Regions from separate parts of the Homo sapiens genome. Here region 2 is linked to region 1. The links are chromatin contacts, found by Hi-C or POLR2A ChIA-PET in ENCODE. All regions are on one chromosome and are shown on one strand. Each heading gives the region's core, a stretch centred on a gene start or an enhancer-like site at or near the end of the contact. The rest is flanking DNA. Distances are from core to core; before and after follow the strand shown. Region 1 holds the start of ADD3 (adducin 3). Region 2 overlaps ABLIM1 (actin binding LIM protein 1).

Region 1 (7,733 bases), core at 2,654-5,153:
CTTTGAATTATACAAATAATCACCATTTTATTCATTGTTCAATACTACCTGGTAGATGAAATAAAAAGCCCTCCTTGCAGAGAAGCAAGGAAAACAAAAACAGATGAAGGAAACTGGGCAACTAATTTCTTTTAATTCTCTCCCTGTAGGAGGCATTAAAAAAAAAAATTGAGGCCGGGTGCGGTGGCTCACGCCTGTAATCCCAGCACTTTGGGAGGCCGAGACAGGCGGATCACAAGGTCAGGAGATCGAGACCATCCTGGCTAACACTGTGAAACCCTGTCTCTACTAAAAATACATAAAATTAGCTGGGTGTGGTGGCATGCGCCTGTAGTCCCAGGCTGAGGCAGGAGAATCGCCTGAACCTGGCAGGCAGAGATTGCAGTGAGTCGACTAATTTTTGTATTTTTAGTAGAGACAGGGTTTCACCATGTTGGCCAGGATGGTCTTGATCTCTTGACCTCGTGACCTGCCTGCCTCAGCCTCCCAAAGTGCTGGGATTACAGGCATGAGCCACCATGACCGGCCAGACCCTGGGAAATTTCAATCCAACTTCCTCACTTTACAAAATAGGGAACTAAGAACCAAATAAGGTTATTTACTTGTTCAAGATCACACAGGTACATCATTAACAAAAGCTGTGCAAAGAAAATTAAAGGCAGAATATTTCCTTTATTTCTTTCTATTCATATTTTGAGATCACACCTCTTCATTTACTTATAGAGAAAAAAACATAACTGGTAAGTGCTTAAATCAAGTAATATAAAGATAAAATGTAAGGTTATAATGCAGATTCTCAGGTGGACACGACACATTTTAATAGTGTAAATAGCAGATTCATATGCACTTAGAGTCAGTCAATCCACTTGTGTTTCTTAATTTTGCTGACCTTTGAATTGCCACTGAAATAGCATTAATACTGTGCTATTATCCAAAAATTATTTTAGATATATTTTGTTTTTTCTATACATAATACTGTAATTTTATTTTATTTTTTTTTGAGATGGAGTCTTGCTCTGTCACCCAGGCTGGAGTGCAGTGGCGCGATCTTGGCTCACTGCAAGCTCCGCCTCCCGGGTTCAAGCAATTCTCTGCCTCAGCCTCCTAAGTAGCTGGGATTACAGGCGCCTGCCACCACGCCCGGCTAATTTTTGTATTTTTAGTAGAGACGGGATTTCACCATCTTGGCCAGGCTGGTCTTGAACTCCTGACCTCGTGATCTACCTGCCTCAGCCTCCCAAAGTGCTGGGATTACAGGCGTGAGCCACCACGCCCGGCAATATTGTGATTTTTTATATCACATGAGCACACATTGAAACCTGTCAACAATATATTTTCTAATACTGGTATTCACTGAAGTTCCAAGTATGCTTATAGGTAGGACTTGAATCCATTGCTTCTAGTCACATAAACGAGTTTTAATTCATTTTTCTTTTTATTCTTATATTAAATACTAAATAGCTTTCCTTTATATAGTTATTATTTTAGTACGATGTTGAATATTAGCACAAATATTAAATTAAATTAAATATTAGCACAAATTACTAATCAGTTTCAAGGCATACAACTTTATTTTGCCATTACCCCAATGTTTGAAATTAGCAGGGCTCTTTAAAACTGGTGCTTCTAGCATTTCATTGACTTACACTAAAATCATTGCCTCCATTCCTCAACCACCCAGTTAATTTTAACCTTGACCTCCCACAGCTGTACTCATTTACTCAGTCCACAAAACTCCCTGATTCCATCCTCTCTGCCTCTTATGAAGCAATACTAGAGAGGAAAAACAAAACCCATTCCTTTAAGAAAGATTCCGCCTCCTCTCATAAGCAAGCGCCTAATGGTAATTGTAGAGTTTACTAAGTCAAACACTTACTACTCAGCATTGAGAGAAGCTGCTGCTGCTAATGCTGCTGCTGCTGCTGCCGCCGCCGCCGCTGCTGCTGCTGCTGTTGGTCTGAGGCTGCAGTAGGTTTCTGTGCAGCATTGCAGAATCCACACCTAGAGAACAGAAGACACAGACACGTACGTCTACTACCCTTGTTAGAAGGAAGCTTTGGATCTTCGGTGGGTAAGGAGATCTATCTAGCTATTTTGTCCAGAAACTGTGAGAAAAGGAATGATCATGGAAAAGACTGTTCATCAGACATGCTTAAAATGGATTATGTTAATTTGTCTTCCTTTGGTGGTGGTGGGGGTGTCCAGATTTGCGACTAGCAAAATATAGTGAGGACTATATTCTGATAGGTGCCCTTAGGATACTTTTTTTGCTATTCATAAAAAGGCTAACCTTGATGCATGCAAAGCTTTTCATTTTTTTGCTTTTTAAATGCAAGAAAATATCCAGCCACTCCCAATATCTCTCTCAAATACTGCAGATATTTTTAAATACCAAATAAAATGTCAGGCTGAGCATTTTCTAAACAATTTTCTTCCTCAAACTAGGCAGCCTTCCCCACGATTCGTTAAGAGTATTTAAAAATAATAAGGCATGGTTGGATTTTTTGAGCAAATGGGAGATGGTGGTAGACTAAAATTTCTACAGCCTTAGTCCAGTGGAGAGAGAAAACGATAAATGCATCACAGTTTGTGTCAAGACAAGATTCATTTTCCACACTTCATATGTGGGAAGAGGAAACTACATTTTAATTAGCACATTTTTAGGGAGGAGGGGGGGGATGAAGATGAGGCGGATGGCGTGAGGTATTTGAGGGGGACGAGTCTGCAGATGAGGAAAGGAAATGAAGTGGATTGTCGCCAGTGCCTTGGAAACGAAGGGGGATAAGGGTGGGGAACGAAGTTTGTTGTGTGTGTTAGGGTGGGGTTGGCCCAAGGGACCATGAATCATTAGAATGGCGCTCGGAGGGGTGTGCTTGCAAGTGTACTGGTGCAGGAGGGACGTGGAAGTCGTGGGTGGCAGAGAAAAGTGTGCACCGCTGGGAGGTCTATTTCAAGAATAGGTTGGGATGAGAAACATGTCTGGGCGAGGGGGGTGGGAGGCCCGGTGTCACCTGTGGATGGATCCACAGCCCTGCAATTGCGTGTTGCAAAGTTTGCCCGGCCCCGCATTCATTTTGAAGGTTCTTGGCGATGCCTCGACTTTTCGCCTCAAAGAAGTGAGCTCTCATAAGGTTCAGAGGCCGGGAGCCAAAGCGGGAGTGAAGACTCTCGAGGGGTCCAAATGAAGCAGAAGCGAGAGCCCCTGTCCTCCCCCTATGTGGAGGTGAAGCAGGGGTTGTGGGGACTAGGCGCCCGCGAAGGCAGCTGTGCTGAGAGCAAAGTCCAGGCCCCACGGGGGGCGTGCGGAGGTTGAACCTTTGCAGTGGCCTCCTACAGCCCCAGCAGCCAGCGTGGGCGGCCGAGGCTGACTCAAAGCGGCGGCTCAGCCTCGGGAGTAGGAGTAGGGGGCTCGCTCATTTAGGGCGGGAGACATTTCCGAGGCGCCCCTCCTCCCCTTCGCGGTCGGGTTTCTATCGGGGTCGTTTCCCCCTCTGGCCCTCCGGGGACGCCGCGGATTCGAGCTGCACAGTCAGAAGAGGACGTTGAAAAGGCGCCAGGCAGCCGCCCCGAACCAGGCCCTCCCGGCTGCCGGGCCTGCAGGCCCCCACCGCTGCGGCTTCACGGACTTAGAGCTTGAGGGCGCGGAGGGGGCTGCGGGGGCGGGACCAGGACTCCCGAGGGGCGCTCGGGGCGGGGCCAGAGAGAGCTCGGGGCTGCCAGAGGCGAGGTCTTGAGGAGGCGGGGCCGGGAGGCTTCGGAGCCCAAGAGGCGGGGCCAGAGGCGTAGGGGGCTGCGAGGGGCGGACCTTGGGGGCGTGACCGGGGGGGGCGCTTGGGGACCTAGGGGCGGGGCGTTAGGGGGCGGGACCAAGGGACGCTCGAGGGGCGCTCGGCTAGTCCCGCCAGAGCGCGAGCCGCCAGCCCGTAACGGTCGCCAGTGTGAGGGGCGGGAGGGAAAGAAGAGGGGTTTAAATTAGATTTTTTAAAACACAGAGCAAGCGCCAGAGGCGTCGGCATCCCAGGTGTCGCCGCTTCCTGCTGCACAGGGCTCGGCGTACAGGTCCCTCCCTCCTCAAGCCCCCTCCCCTTCTCCCGCCCTACCCTCTGGGGCTCTGCGGCGCTTAAGAGGCGGCCGCAGCGGCGGATCCGGCGGCTGCTGCAGCCCGGGCGGCTGCCGAGAAGGAGGGAGGGGAAACACAAAGCCGGCTACGCGCTGCGAGGTAATCTTGCGGGGAGAGGACGCGCCGTCGTCCCGCCTCTCTTCCGGGCCGGGACGCGGGCACCCGCGCGGGGGCTAGCACTGGGGACGCTACTGGGGGTCGCGCGGGGGTAGGGAGCGGCGGCTGGCGGGGCCAAGGGGACTTCTCATTGGCTGTCCCTGCGGCCTCAGGTGAACCCTTTTCCGGGGCGGGAGTGGGGACCACGGCCAGGCCAGAGGGGAGCGTACCTGCGGGGGAGGGTCCGGGGGTGGCGGTGCACGGCCTGCGGCGCCGCCGGGTGGGCCCGACGCTTCGCGCGTCTGCTGGTTTTCCCTAGGAAGGCGGGGAGTACCAAAATCAGTTACTGGCTGAAGCTTAGGTGACCCCGGGGACCTTAAGCCCTGAAGGTGCGCTCCAGGGGAGTGAGAGGTTCCTGCGCTTAGAAAAGGTGGAGGAAAGGGAGCGAATGTTGGTTTTAGTTGTTTTTCTCCTCATTTAAAAAAAATTTTTTTTGTTACAAGTTGAAAGTGTTCAGTCACCTTTCTCCTATAATCCGCTTCCCCACCCCCCAACACAGACACACACAAACACACCGCCCCTACAAACGTATACATGTTAGGTTGAGCTTCCTGCTAGGGGTGACAAGCGAAGTTGGCAGCAGGTCTGGTGTGCTGGTGTTTGGGGCACGTCCAGCCTCTTTGGAGGTAGGCTATTATAGCTTAGGCAAGACCACAGACAGGTAGCATAATCTGGGCCTCTTTTAAAATGGCAAGAACGGCTTCAGGTGAACTTTTTTGTTGCAGAGATTTAATTGCAAGTAGGTGCCGGTTGAAAATGGGAGCGCAAGGAAAACCACTAATTTCCTTGGCACATGTGCTGTTGCAATTAACCTGGTAGAGTGTTAAGGAATTTAACTTAGCCAAGAGGCTTTGAGGGAGGATTATATGCAAGTTTGGGGAAGGAATTGATAAGATTCTGGGGTATGGGACTAGCTACATACACGTGCGTGCAAGTTTACGTTAAATTATGTAGCATTTTAGATTTAGCAGTATTAAATGGTTGCTTTTCTTGGAATGGCTTCTGACTACATAGTGCAGGGTACGTTCCTAATTTTGGCTTTAGAAGACTCCTAGTGAGAGTGTTTTTAAAGATTGAAAAAATAAGAGTACAGTGCAATTTGTCGTTTTCAAGTTAAATACTTGACTGTTAAAAATATTTGTGTAATTAAGTTATGGGACCAACCCATTTATAGGGTTAAGTTACTTAACCCTATAAATAACTGGAACATTATAAATGGAGCATTTGTAGAAAGTTTTTATATCGAAGTCTCCATTATATTGTACTTGCATTATAACTTATTTTCCTTTGCTTAAATGGAGCAGATTAACTTTATGGAAGGAGGACCAGGATAAAATAAAGGCAGCTACATTTAACTCTTCATCTTTCTGAAGAGTTCAGTCTGTGATAACACTTAAGGTGCCCAGAAGTGCTGGCATGTTGGTAATAGTTTTTAAAGAAGAAACGGGTGTATCTATTTTGAATGTTAAACATAATTTGAAGGAGTTCTTGAGATAGTTGGTTATGAGACATTCAATGTATTGCTACATTTTACATATATGATATCAGGAAATGTTTGGTGAACATTTGACATAGTTGATCATATGACACTTGGGAAATATTTTGCATGATAGAAGGATAGTATTTTCGTAATGTAAGTTTCAAGCATTGACTGAAAGGGAGAAAATTACACACTTTGCTGTCTCACCCCTTTCTTCAATATTATGCTGGCATGAATGTGAATTCTGCCTAATTATGTTTAAAGTGTAGATCTGGCCTTTGTAAAACCAGAATGTCTTTTGAGACCAAGAGAACATAACATCAGCAACAGCCCAACTCCTACACACAATCCTAAAACCTAGATACAGGGTGGTGCCCAACTTCTGAGGTTTTGAGGCTTCCTGAAGTAGGCCTATCATGTCTGAGTGCTTTTGTCACATGTAAGCCTACAGGTGGTTAGCTGGTTAATCTCTCCCATTTCAAAGCAGTTGGTTAGCAGTACTGGGTGGCATGTATGCATGTCATCAGAGTATAAGAAGTGTTTGAGGGAAGAAATCACATAAAAGCATAGAAACCTGGCTCTGAACAAACTGTGTAGCGTGTTGGGGAACAGTCACATCAGAACTTTAGCTTAACCGAGTTGTTATATGTAAAGTGCTTAGAATGGGGTTTGTATTCAGTGCTTTTTGTGTTTATCATTATCAGTATGTAAAGTGACATATCTTTTTGAAGGCTGTTAGGTCATGCTACCCAGCATGTGAAGACTCAGCAAATATTTGTAATAGCCAATATTTATTTGCCTAACCTCTGTGCCAGGCACTAAGAGTTTTATATGATTTAATTTACTTAGTCCTTCCAACAACCCAGTGGCTAAACAGAGGCATGGAGAGGTTAAGTATCTTCCCAAGGTGACACAGGTTGGTTCTGAAGCCAGAGTCTGGCCCAAGAGTGAGCCCATGTAACCACTGCCCCTTGTTGCTATTGAGCTCATGGTAATTACTGCAAACCAGTGAGAGGTCTTCATAGTATTCCCACGACTATCAGGTGCACATGTCTTGTTTAACCACATCCTCTGGTATTAATACCACCAAGTTATGCTTAAATCTAAGGAGTGGTGGTTAATCCGCATTAAATACAGTCACCTTTTGACATTGAAAGGGTATTCTCTTTTGATACACAACATATGTTTAGGGTGCTAGAGTTTGTGCTAGAGTGTGCTATCTTTCTAATTACTAAAGATACTAAAGTCTTTTTTTTTTTTTTTGAAGCTTACCAGATATGTAGGGCCCCAGGTGGCCCAGAGGGCACTAATTCCCATTGGAGATTCCAGTTCTGCAGTAAATCAGTAAACCTTATCACCTTTCTGATTACCAACATCATATCAACCTGAGATAAATTTTAACTTAAGTTTGTTCTAAATACCACCTGAGTTGCTTCCTAAAATGAACCCTAAATGCAAAGATGTAACTTGTGGCTTATACTTTGTCATTCACATTCCTCAAGGAACTGTGTGTTGCTGCTTCACCATTGTAGTTGATATGTCAAACAAATTATAAACTAAATTAGGAGCTGTTTTAAGTAATGTTTAGAATTATTGTAGATAGATGAAATGTCATTTGACAACTTAGTGCAATGTAATGTTAGGAAAAAATGTTTAAAAACAAGCATGCGTTGAATTGAGAAAGTGCAAGCTTTATTGAAGACACAGGTTACTAATCTGTTTCTCACACTAAACACTGTTTTTGTTATAATTAGTGCTTTTCAGATTCCTTTGAAAATATTAAATATGTAGAGTTTGAATTTTTAAAAAAACTTTAAATATCTAATCGAGTGCTATTCTTCCTTTTAAACGTAGACCTATTTGAAGTTATTTAAACCCAATTTAAAATTAATTGGACAGTCCTAGACTGTCATGTCATTGAGATTCAAAATAAGTGCCTTAATACTTTATGTCTTCTTTGTTAATACTCTATGGTTT
Region 2 (7,733 bases), core at 3,885-6,384, 4.5 Mb after region 1:
CATTAGAGTCATGCTCCACATACATGCTTGACAAGAACAAATCCTTTCGTTCACAGCCTAGCAAAAAATCATCACCACCTAAGAACTCTCAGATGGACTCTGATTAAATCATTTCCATCAATCCACCATCAAAACATTTATTCTGCATTAACCATGTACAAGGCAGTGGCCGAGAAAGAGTTAAAAATGACTGTATCCTGCATCAGAACCTGCATGAAACTGCAACAGGAAATCAGATGTCACGTGGTAATTCCTTTCTCATACTTTCCTGTAAAAACTACAAGATCCACTTAGCAACCAGCACGTGAGGTGGTGGTTAGCCCTTTAAGATAATCAGGTGGAAAAAAAAATTGAAGTTATTTAAATTAGAAGTTAGGAATAAAAATCTTTTCAGTGGTGCCTGCCAGAAAATTCCAGAAGTGGTGCTCTTGTCCTCGTCCACATGCTACTTTTTATTTATTTGTAAAATTTTTTACTTTTCTGCAGAAGGAAGGGTAGGGCTGGAGGAGAGTGGCGAGAGAAGGCGGGAAATATCAACACAAAGTAGCTCCTGCCTGTAGGACATCTGAAGTCAAATGTGAGCAGAAAGGAGGAAGAAAGAAGACATTACTCAGTCCTAAGTGCTCAGTTCTAAACCAGGTTCGCTCAGCTAGGATGCCAGTGCTGGGAGGCCCAAGTTAGTCCGGGCAATCTCTGGACTCTTAAGGAAAATGTTAAGTGAAAAAATAAAGGCCCCTTGGCAAGACCATGGTGTCGTCTGCAGTGAAAAGCATACCTCCTGGTAAGCTACAAATAGAAAGAAATGTCTTCAAGCTGATCAAGTGTATTTATCATATTTAGTGGTGAAACGTTCGAGGCATTCTCATTAAAGACAGGAACAAGACAAAGGTGTACACTTTTACCAATATCATTCTACATCATTTTCCTCCTGGCCAATGTGATGTCAAGAAAAATAAGTATAAAGATCACGAATACAAAAATTAAGTCATATGGCTAGATAAAAAATTAACATATAAAAACCATTATTTCCTATTCACTAGCAATAAAAATTAAGTAAATGTAATGGGAAAATGGGATCCCATTTGTAATAACAACTAATAAACCCTCCAATGCAAGATCTACACAAAGCAAATTATGGAACTTAACTGATGAACATAAAAGACCTAAATAAAAATGTATGATATTTCTAGATGGAGAAACTAAATATTGTAAAGATGCTGATTTATCAAAAATGAACCTATTAATGCAACACCCAGTCTAAATACCCACAGGAATTTTCTCTATAGACCTTGACAGGCTGCTTCTGTAAGTTTACGTGACAGAATAAATGCACACACAAAAAATACACTTTTTTGTGAAAGAGAACAGCAATAAGGAAGGATTTTCCCTTCCTGTCATAAAATTTTTTTCTAAGTCTAAAATAATTAAAGTACTTTAGTATGGGCATGGGAGTAGAAAATAAATCAACAGTAGAGAAGAGAGGAACCAGTTGCATAGCCATACATACAAGAGAATTCAGTTTATGATAAAGGTAATGGTTCAAATGAGCCGAAAGAATGGATTAATAAATAGAGAGGACAACTGGTTCTCCACTTAGAGAAAGATAAATCTAGATTCCTAAGTCACAACCTATACAAAAATCAATTCCAGTCTGGGCGTGGTGGCTCATGCCTCTAATCCCAGCACTTTGGGAGACGTAGGCAGGAGGCTCACTTGAGCCCAGGAGTTCAAAACCATCCTGAGCAAAACAGTAAGACCTTGTCTTTACAAATAAAATAAACAAAATTAGCCAGGCATGGTGGCTTACGCCTGTAGTCACAGCTACTTGGAGGCTGAGGTGGGAGGACTGCTTGAGCCTGGGAGGCTGAGGCTGCAGTGAGCTGAGATCATGCCACTGCACTCCAGCCTGGGTGACAGAGCAAGAGTCCATCTCAAAAGCAAACCAAACCAAACAACAACAACAACAACAACAAAACCAGAAAACAACCCCAATAAAGAAGTACTTACAATACTGAATCACATGTAGCCATTACAAGACTGATGTAAACTCATATGTACACACATGGAAACAGTTCAAGCTAATATTACCAAGAGAAAATAATCAAGTGGAAAAATCATGCCTATAAAATAACCACATAAGCTAGTGGCCAAAGCTGTTGAGACACTAGGGTAAGTCTGATTGGATTCAAATCCAGTTTCAGTATTGTGTGATCTTGTGCAGGTGACAATCTCTCTAATCCTCAGCTTCCACATCAATAAAATGGGTAGAAATAATAGAACTTACCCCACGCAGTTGATGAGAGCACTATTAGGAACCTAGTATATTGCCTGGCACCATGTTAAGTGCTTTAAAAGCCTAATTTTCTTCAACCCCCTCATCAATCCTGTAAGGCAGACACTCTTATGATTATTTACATCAACGAGGACACACATGTATATGTATATTGATCTTATATGTGTGCCCTTCTTAGAGAGAAGACAGCGAGAATATACAACTAGTTTGCTGTGGTTACCTTTGGAGCAAGAGGTGAGAGTCAGGAAGAAGTAAAGGAAGGGACCCTCACATTCTCCTTTGCAGCTATATCATCTCAACCCTTTATAACAAAAATATATTTTTGTGTTGCTGTGTAATAAAATAAAGACCAAGAGGAAAAAAAAGTCCATTTCTTTTGGAGCTGTGACACCTGAACTAGAGTGTTTACCCCAGCCCGTACTGGAAATGGGATCTTGGGCAGATCACAAGCTCTTGGAACCTCTATTGTAAAGTAGAGATGATGATGGTGATGATGGTGGTGGTGATGGTGATGATGATAATGATGATGGTGAGTGGTGCTGGGGTGGTAATGATGATGATGATGATGATGATGGTAGTGATGGTGATGGTGATAATGATAGTAGTGGTGATAATGGTGAAGGTGATGGTAATGATGGTGACAGTGATGACAACAATGAAGACAATGATGGTGATGATGATGGTAATGATGATATTGTGGTGACGATGATGTGGTGGTGATGACGGTGCTGCTGCTGCTGCTGCTGCTGACATTGATGGTAGTGCTGGTGATGATACTGTGATTATTCTGTGTCAATTACTCTTTTACGTACTCCATAAACATTTAGTCAATTTGTGTCACAATAACCTAAGAAGGCAGGAAGTATTATTATCCTTATTTTAAAGATGAGGAAGCTGAGGCCTGAAGAGATTTTATAACTCCTTTACAGTCACAGTTAGAACTGGTGGGACCAGGATGCAAACCCAGGCAGTCTGGCTCTGGAGTGAGTGTTCTTACCCAGTACCACCACTAATAACCATACAGTATGTCACTGCTGTAACTACCTCACAATGATACTGGTGTGATGACCAAAAGACATTTTGAAAATGGTGTGACACATTGCACAAAGTAATAACAATAATGATACGAATAACAATGTAATAACTCTCTGCTCAGAGACAGTCCCAAGGTCATTCACAAAAAGAAGGCACATTAGTGTGGTTTGGATGCCAGTAAAAGGCTCTCTGGATGCCCTGGGCAGGCATAGGAGAGTCACTGTGTTCTATTAACTCACAAGATGAAGGGAAATTACATCAACTTATAAGAGTTCTATCAACTCACAAGATGAATGGAAGTTACATCAAGGCCCCATGTGGCAGGACTTCGCTCTATAAATCATTAGTAAAAACACTGCTACATATACACCATGGAATACTATGTAGCCATAAAAAGGAATGAGATCATGTCCTTTGCAGGGACATGGATGAAGCTGGAAGCCATTATCCTCAGCAAACTAACACAGGAACAGAAAACCAAACACTGCATGTTCTCACTTACAAGTGGGAGCTGAACAATGAGAACACACGGACACAGGGAGGGGAACAACACACACTGGAGCCTGTTGGGGGAGGGTGGCGGGGGAAGAGCATTAAGAAAAAGAGCTAAGGCATGCTGGGCTTAATACCTAGGTGATGGGTTGCCAGGTGCAGCAAACCACCATGGCACATGCTTACCTATGTAACAAACCTGCACATCCTGCACATGTACTATGGAACTTAAAAATAAAATAAAATAATTATATAAAAAGAAAACACTGCTAAAAAACCTAACCCTAGCCCATTGTAATGCCAGGGATGTCTTGACCTATGTATTTCCTTCATCCCAAGATGCTGAACATGTCAAGACATTCGGTGAGCCAGAGTCAAAAGGCATTGAGGAGTCGTTCTGTTTTTGCAGCAGTGCAGGCTTGAGAGGCTCCAGGGTCAGATGCTCAAGACAAAGGAGGCCCTCCTTCGCATGTGTGAGACACCCTTCTGTTTCATTTCTCCTTACATAGGCACCCATGATGGTTCACAGAGAAGCCATGTGCACAAGGCCAGGAAAAGTAACAGAGCTGAACACAGACGGCAGTGCATATGCAAATTTACCAAAAATCAGATGTTGCTGAATCAAAATCATTTAAATTGGAGTTATTTTTAGGAGAAGGAGAAGTATTTCAGATCATGAGCAAAATGAAAGACTAAATAGCGCTCATATAAGAAACAGATAATAAGCTTGCAATTCACTGCAGAGAGGATGCTGTTGACTATAAACTTTTAAAGCCCAGCAGGAGCTTTGTTGTGGCAGACAACGGCATGAAGGTTGGTTTACCAGATACCTGGCCCCAGGCACATAACTGGCAGCCGTCCTGCCTGAGCCTGAGTGGCCAGCGGTGCTGCTAGAGAGCTCACCAGAGCGCCATCACTGCTCTTCCCCATCTATCTTTGTACCCTGCTCCTTAAAAAAAATCACGTCCCCATTTCTGGCCGGGCGCGGTGGCTCATGCCTGTAATCCCAACACTTTGGGAGGCCGAGGCGGGCAGATCACGAGGTCAGGAGATCGAGACCATCCTGGTCAACACGGTGAAACCCCGTTTCTACTAAAAAAAATATTAAATATTAGCCAGGCTTGGTGGCGGGCGCCTATAGTCCCAGCTACTTGGGAGGCTGAGGCAGGAGAATGGCGCGAACCCGGGAGGCGGAGCTTGCAGTAAGCCGAGATCGCACCACTGCACTCCAGCCTGGGCAACAGAGCCGGATTCTGTCTCAAAAAAAAAAAAAAAAAAAAAAAAATCACGTCCCCATTTCTGCATTTTCACATATTCAAAATGCTTTTATAAAAAGACTACACTGTGGCTAGCATGAAACTCTATGAACAACTGACAATTTGCTTATTTAGGTGAGTTTTACAAAGTACCTGCCTACACATTTGAAGTGCAAAAAATTGTTTGCCTTTAATAGTGCTGGTTAAATCAGACATCTGTAGTTATTATTGCTATTTAGTTAATCTCTAAATTGAAGTATGAACTTTAGCATACAAACCAGGATTCTGGGGAAATAACATCTACTCTAATGCAAAATTTAGTGTAAGTCACAACATTTTTTATGAAACCCTTTGTCTGGAAGAGCAGAAAAGAGTTCCGAATTCTTTGTGGACATGAGGTACAGGGAAAGGGCTACAAGCTTTGGAATCAGGAAGTCTGAGAATCATACCTCAATTTACCATCCATAGGGCCTCAAATATGTCACTATTTAACATCTCCAAGCCTCAGGACACACATCTCAAAAATGCAAAGGGCCGGGCTAGACAATTTCAAGTCCTCTTCAGCTGTAAAATTCTATGTTTCGGTGTGAAATCCCATACCCTCTACAAGCTCACATAGTAGTGCTAACAGAAGAGCAATTTTGGTAGAGAAAGAACATTCTTGATGGCAGAAAAATGGAGTTTAACCAATGATTCCTCCGTGTCTGTTACCCAGGAGAAATTCTAATGCCCTAAGCCCTGAGCCCATGTAATATGCTCCTGGGAACAGAAAAAGAGAATTGTAATTCTAGAACCCATCCTTGGACAGAAAATCTGCTCATCTGATAACCTGCTTAGCTCCTGGACTGCTGACAGTCCCTTTTAGTTTCTTTCCTTTACCGCCTCCATTTCTCTAGGAGTGCTCTACTTGTGGCATGAGCCCAGGAGATGGGAAGATGGCCCTGAAGTTCAACCTTAATCCACTTATAACTTATGTTCTGCCTACTTTCAAAAAGGACTGGCTGATTCTTATCAGAGAAGGACATGATTTTAAAACAATTGATCAAGAACCTTAAAATTCAAAAGACCCAAGCTCAGGCAAACATGTTTGTTGTGATGTGAGCTTCTTAGCAGATGAGGGCAAAAGAGGAACTGATAGGCTGCCAAAGTCTCACTGTTTGAAAAAATGGCCACACACACTTGTCACTACAGAAGGTAGGTTTCCTGATTCTAAGTTAATAACAGTCATTGTGGGCTGAAGTTCTATAAGGTCTTGCTTTGTGTAAGGCTTTGTATCAAGACTTTAAATGATTCACAACAACCCTATGAGGTAGGTCGGTGCTATTTTCCAGTCTTGTTCTACAAGCAAGGAAACTAAATTGTTTTACCCAAACCCACCAGTGCTTCCAGAAGACAGAGCTAGGGGTAGAACCCAGGTAGCTGACTCAAGGTCCACACGTTAACCCTGTTAAACTACCTCCTAAAAGCACCAAAGGAATTCTCATACAGGGACCCTCAGTTATGGGACAGAAAAACATCTTCCACAGGAATTTCACTGATGATAGGAAGTATTTAAGTAGTTGTTTCTCATATAGACCCTTGAGAAATACCAAAGACGTAGCACTGAAAGATCACTAAATGAAGTCACTTCCATAGAGGAAGTTAAACTATCGAGGACTATGTGTGTAGTTTTGTTTCTTGTTTTATCTTAAAAGATCTAACTTGATTCAGAGATGGTGCTTAGAATCCCCAAAGGAATAAGCAAATTGTTTTCCAGTCCCTAAGACTCTCCCAAACACAGCTCTGGTGGATGGTGATTTCAGACTAAGGATATACAAACACCTAGAGGCTGGTGGGTTGCTTTAGATCAGGAGTTTTCTAACATTATTGCGCATAAGCAACACCCAAGAAGCCTTTTAAAAATGGGTTCGATGGCCTTAAGGTGGGACCCAGATATGAGTGTCTTTATTTTATAAGCACTGAAATGAGTCTATGCAGATCACCATGAGATGGGAAAACACTGGTCTGGGTGGTACCAAAACCACAAACCTGAGGGTGGATGAAGAGATGAGGAAGCCAAAGGGAGTAACAGAGATGTGCTGCTTACGTGGCAGGTGCATGGGCGGAAGGGAGAGGCAGAATCACGCAAGTTCCCTGTTATGCTCCTGCAGAAAGGCAGTGCAGAGGCTGACTCAGCTTTTTTGCGTCTACTGGTTTTTTCACCCTCAACTGGGAGAGGCTTCCAATGCAACTGGACTGGCTTGATCTCTAAGCTAAACACTCACCTGTTCCAGGAGGCTTTTCTCCTGATGCAGCATCATGAACAGGCAGGATAATGAGGGCGTGCCTTGGCCGTAAATATGTATCCTGGGCAAAGGTGAATAAATCAGTCTGCCCAGGCAGCTTTCACAAAGCCTAGAGGGCTCTATACAAGTCTGTGCAAAGCCAATCTGCACAAATGAGAACATCCTGTAGCCCTACAGCCTTACTAACTGCGAGGCTTCTGAGCTCACAAACACTGCTTTAAACACGTGTGCTATGTCAGAGGAAGGGTCAGCAGCTTATCCTTCTGAGTAAGGGTGCATAAACTAGTTTAGGGAGAAATAAACCATTATACTCTAACTTTCATCATAGAGTAGAAAGACATGGGCTTTGGGAGCAAGAGAACCCAGGGCCTA

The links. A loop is a pair of places that touch in the nucleus more often than their neighbours do. ChIA-PET counts read pairs that join two places held with the same protein, here RNA polymerase II (POLR2A). Pooled maps may share reads with other maps.
Region 2: a loop to region 1 is called in a map with no recorded cell type, with 6 times the contacts of the local background. The contact joins the enhancer-like site here to the promoter of ADD3 in region 1. A Hi-C loop is called at or near these places in 1 of 37 single-sample maps with no recorded cell type and 4 of 50 pooled maps. POLR2A ChIA-PET finds 5 or more read pairs at or near these places in 1 of 52 experiments (H1).

The regions. Positions count from the first base shown.
Region 1 is chr10:110,004,081-110,011,813 of GRCh38, forward strand. It overlaps ADD3 (adducin 3), which reads left to right and starts at 3,904. Exons shown (of 15, transcript NM_016824.5): 1 at 3,904-4,219. It overlaps ADD3-AS1 (ADD3 antisense RNA 1), which reads right to left and starts at 4,301. Exons shown (of 5, transcript NR_038943.1): 1 at 4,101-4,301; 2 at 1,877-2,001. RefSeq lists enhancers at 2,549-3,104, 3,105-3,658 and silencers at 3,487-3,916, 4,227-4,636.
Region 2 is chr10:114,492,602-114,500,334 of GRCh38, forward strand. All of the region lies in intron 6 of ABLIM1 (actin binding LIM protein 1), which reads right to left. Among named protein-coding and RNA genes, the nearest start is that of AFAP1L2, 92 kb to the left of the region's middle. RefSeq lists enhancers at 4,107-4,186, 4,317-4,416, 6,641-7,733. Within about 2 kb of position 5,135, at least 9 of the 41 ENCODE cell types and tissues checked have a DNase peak (open chromatin) inside an H3K27ac peak, as active enhancers do.